Regions from separate parts of the Homo sapiens genome. Here region 2 is linked to region 1. A link is a loop called in an ENCODE intact Hi-C map of the cell type or tissue named here. Cell type or tissue: PC-9. All regions are shown on one strand.

What was found. Peaks named below come from ENCODE experiments on the same cell type or tissue, not always from the same donor. Only the 100,000 strongest peaks of a DNase experiment are listed, where the experiment ranks them.
Region 2: a loop joins it to region 1, with 4 times the contacts of the local background. A loop is called at or near these places in 4 of 110 quality-filtered maps.

The regions. Positions count from the first base shown.
Region 1 is chr3:151,924,705-151,927,204 of GRCh38, reverse strand. All of the region lies in intron 1 of AADACL2-AS1 (AADACL2 antisense RNA 1), which reads left to right. Among named protein-coding and RNA genes, the nearest start is that of AADACL2-AS1, 2.2 kb to the left of the region's middle. In PC-9, no CTCF peak of the experiment used is centred here; DNase peaks (open chromatin) are centred at 34 and 1,154.
Region 2 is chr3:151,974,830-151,977,329 of GRCh38, reverse strand. No RefSeq gene overlaps it. Among named protein-coding and RNA genes, the nearest start is that of AADACL2-AS1, 48 kb to the right of the region's middle. In PC-9, no CTCF peak of the experiment used is centred here; a DNase peak (open chromatin) is centred at 939; H3K4me3 peaks cover 397 bases; H3K27ac peaks cover 952 bases.

The DNA of each region.
Region 1 (2,500 bases):
TTGCTCTGAAGCTGGTAATATGTGAGTCATGTTTAGGTGCTTTCTGGGCCCTACAAAATCATCAGATAGATTTTCAAATGTGTTTGCAGTAAGAGCCGCACCTCTTTTTTTCTGGGCATGGAAAAACCATGTAAAATAGATCTCAAAGAAGCCAGCATTGTAAGCAACAGGCACATAGTTTATTTTTAGAGACTGGGTTACCATTAGCACATATTTGGACACTTTTTAGTCTGACTCAAATATACAAAAAACACTTTACTAATCATTTATAGAGCAAGTTCGCTGTCTCCACCCTACCCAGAATATAAAATATAAAGATTCTAATAATAGGGGTACACTTAATAAATGTATTGATGGGTGTTTCTCTTTCAACACAATTAATTTGCCCTAAGCAGTGTCTAGTTAATGAGGTCTTAAATTGTCAGAATAAATAGGTGTGCTCTGCTCTAACTTCAACACGAGGCCATGGCAGACATGGCTCTTTTCAGCTACCTAAGTTTACTTTCAACCATTTTCCTACCCATGCAGTGTCCCTTTACTGAGAATTGGTCGTGGACTTCCAGCTGTCTGTTTCCTCCCGAAGAGGCCAGCTATCTTGCTGCACTAATGATTCCTCCTTTGTTGGAAGCTGACTCTATACTAATAAAGAACTGCTGGCAAACAACTGTAATTAAGAAATTTAAGCTTGAGAGAATTAGGATGAGGCAGTGTAATTCCTCGTTATCTTTGAGCATTTTTGGAAGGCATGAGGTACTTTTTGTTTCTGGTTAAAACCGAAGGAAACATTGAATAAATTCCTGCCTTCCACATAATAAAAAAAGGTGTATATTTGGACAGGCTTTATTCTTAGTAGTCACTTCATTTAGATCCTTACTTTTAAAATGTTTCTAATAGGGAAAAAATACTTTCATTCAACTTTTCAAACTAAGAAGTAAGATGGCTGTGTCCCTGAAAGATGGTACATTTATTTAAACTAAAGTTTTACATACATTTAAGTTATACATGACTTGTATCTTATTATTTTCTGAAGGTGGGTTAGGATAAAAAGAAAAGAGGTAAAAGAAAAGAACATTAAGACAAGAGTTTTAAAAAAAAATCTCAGGAGTCTAGTAGGAAGCATGATTCATCCATAAAAAACCATGAGGCAAACAAGTCTTTCAGGAGGGAGCTGTGAGCTGCCTTGAGGCTTATCCACTAGCCACACAGAGGCTGGAGCTGTAACTTTTGTTTTAATGAGGGTTTCTTGGTCAGGCTTAGGTTGACGTCCAAAAAATACATCGGGGAAATCTTGGCAAATAGAAATTCCAGTAGGACTTTTGTTTATGGTCTCTCTTTACTTCTAGTATGTGAATTCCTCGAGGGTAGGGTGTTATTCACTACTAGATCCCTAGCACCTGAAAAGTACCTGGTGCCTGAAAAGGACTGAAAAGGGCAATTATAGGAAGGGAGGGAGAGAGGGAAGGAGGGAACAGAGAAGGAACGGTGTTCCATTGAGACCCCCTGGAGGAAGAAAATCTGGGTTGTGTGGCTTTCAGTAGTTCAATGAGCACATAGCTGTCTTTAAGCCTCCACCTGTGGTGTGTACAGATTCATAACACCCCAACGGCGCATGGTTATGAGATCACCGAAGCCACATCCTCTAGGTTGACAAAGTTTATCCCAACATGCTCACTCTCTCCAAAGCTCTCTCTGACTTTTAATTTACCTGCCACTACTTAATTTCTCCTTCTTGGATTGCTTTGATATTTGTGCATCTCTCATTATGCTGCACTTTGACTTGTATTTGGCTGCTGGTTCTCAACTGAGGTCCTACCTTTATTCCTGAAATTTACCACAGGGCCTGCAACTGGCCTTTAAGCACCAACTCTGCACAAAATCTGTGACTACCTAGGTGTTTCAGGTTGGGCAGCAAACATTTATTCTCAAGTATTCCCCGAGTCTGGTCACTGCTTGACCTTGCCGAGTCCCGTGTTCACAATGTTGTCGAAACCTGTGGGTGAGATTGAGTCTTCAGAGGAAAGAACTAAAGAATTCACGAGGAGCTAGCAACAGCAGAGACTGACTGAAGGGGAAGAGAGTGGAAAGAAAGGATTCATGGAATCTGGGAACACAGAAAAGGGAATGGGAGTGAAAAAGCTCTATATACTTTAAAGTCTGACCCTGAAGTTGTCCCGTTGCGAGTGCTGACTGTACCAGCCTGTAATACATTTAGAGAGATGCACAACTGTGCAAACAAAGCAAATTGCAAACCAGTTTTAGTAATTTCTCAATAAAGGGATTACCCTGTAATTCTCTGTGAACCTCCTATTTTGCAAGCCCAAAGGGAAAACAGTTTTTTCTAGACACATCTATTATGCTTGTCCCTCAGCTAGCAATAAGGGATGCTGCCCTTGCCTTCAAGTCCCTGCTGAGCACCACAACCATGCTCAATATCCTCATCCGTAAAATATGGTCAAAAGAGTGTCTGCCTCACACATTGTAATTGGGATTAAATGAATCA
Region 2 (2,500 bases), 50 kb before region 1:
CCGAGGCAGGCAGATCACCTGAGGTCAGGAGTTCGAGACCAGCCTGACTAACATGGTGAAACCCTGTCTCTACTGAAAATACATAAATTACCCAGGTGTGATGGCAGGTGCCTGTAATCCCAACTACTCCAGAGGCTGAGGCATGAGAATTGCCTGTACCTAGGAGGCAGAGGTTGCAGTGAGCCGAGATCGTGCCACTGCACTCCAGCCAGGGCAACAGAGTGAGACTCCAAATCAAAAAAAAAAAAAAAAAGTCTGTCAGTGGACCATTTATGTACTGTTAATGATTTGCTCAATTTTGTACACCTTATTTCCACAAGGAAAATTTAAAGATATGATTACATTTTTACATTGTGATGTCCTCACTCCACAGAAGCTGCTATTAGAATGGAAGTTAGCTGACTTTTAAGCTACTCTGCTTCCCAGGGTTTAGAAAGACTTTCTGTTCTGGTTCTACCATATGGAAAACCAGGAGGTCTTTGGGAACCTCCAATGCAACTCTGGCATCACGAACCTTCCTTGATATGTGTGGAAATAGAGAGTTCCAAATGCACAGCAAGACTTTTCTGTGTGTCAATTGGAAATATTTTGAATGTCGCTAAAGTTCTTTCTCTTTAGAAAACCTTATTTTTGGAGCAATCATTCTGCATTGGAGCCTGTAAATCATTAAATCTAATTTTTTTCATTTTTCTAATGACAAAGGTCAAACTCACAGAAGTTGGATTGCCTCCAGCAATGATTGTGTCACTGAAATGAAAATCGATGGAAATAGGTCAATTCCTATCTTTGGCCATACTGAAATCTGTGACTTTCCTTAATTAGTTTAGGACTTAAGTCATCTGAAACAGCAGCAGGAGCTGTAAAGTAAACTAAATTGTGGTTTTCATGAGTCATTGATGCTCATCACAACTGGTTGCCTTTCAAACCCTAGTGGCATCTTTGGCCTCATTGGAATGCATTAAAATGTTCCTTTTTCTGACAGTGTTCTTGCTTGCTTTCCTGTACACTCACTTTCCACTGGGCATATTCCAGCCTCTATTGGTTAGTGTTTTAATAGCTACCTTCCTCAGCCAGGAAGCAGCTTAAGCTACAATTCATTCATACTGGTAAAAATAGATCTTTTCTGAGAACTACAATGTCCAAGTCACTTGAGAAAAACATCTGAATAGCAGAAGGATGTAGATAAAACATAACAACTAAAGAAGAAAAACAAAGAATTTTATTTGATTGGGAGATGATTGGCAGTCTAACTTGCAGTGTTTCTGTTAACCCTAAAATGGAAGCAAAAGGCCAATTTTGATTTCATTTTAATGTTATGATCTTTATGGTGTTCTGCTCAAACCTTAGGAATATCATTAAAAAACAAAAAAATGAAAAACTCCCCCTAAAACGTCTAGCATTGTGGAGTCTAGATGAAACGTGTATGGCTTGAGAACATAAAGTTTGATGAAAGAGAAGGCCATTTTGCATTCATTCATTTACTCATTTACCCATTCATTGATTACCAGGTATCTTCTTTTTTTTTTTGAGATGGAGTCTTGCTCTGTCGCCCATGCTGGAGTGCAGTGGCTTGATCTCTGCTCACTGCAAGCTCCGCCTCCCCGGTTCACGCCATTCTCCTGCCTCAGCCTCACAAGTAGCTGGGACTACAGGTGCCCACCACCACGCCCGGCTAATTTTTTGTATTTTTAGTAGAGACGGGGTTTCATCATGTTAGCCAGGATAGTCTCGATCTCCTGACCTCATGATCCGCCTGCCTTGGCCTCCCAAAGTGCTGGGATTACAGGCGTGAGCCATCACGCCCGGCCGTACCTTCTTTTTATAAGGCACTGGATATTGATCGAAACCAATTTAAAGCATAGCCTCTTGCTTCAAAGAGTTTATATCTAATAGGATTTATTCCTCTATAATAAAGATAAACCAATATTTTAATCTGTCACTAAACCACAGAAACATATCTTTCAACATATAATTGAACTTGAATATTAAACTCATGAGAAAACACATTTGGGCATTTCTTTTCCTTTAGAACATTTACCTTGTGCTTAAAAGTTATGTTTATAAATCAAACCATTTAGGGTTCACCATGATTTTTATGTGATAAAAGATATGAAAAACAGTACAAAACCAAGCACCAACAAAAACAAGAAAACCTCAAAAGGAGACAAATACCTATAGAAAAATCATTAATTTATTGAATACATATTTATTTAGTGTTCCGTGTTCAATATACTACATTTACTGCCACATGGAGGTATAAACATGATAAGCAAAAAAATCTTCACCTTCCCAGTTTATAATTCTATTGAAAGATAAGAGAAATAAACATGCAGACATAAAACCCAAAAGTTACTCGGTTGGTTGTAATGTATCCTAAAACTCAAATAAATATTAGGCTCTCCAATATCTTTCTCAAACAACTTTGTAATTTTTTTCCTTTTATGGTGCATAACACAATTTGTGCTTATTTATTGACTGGCATAGCTTTTTAAAATGTCAA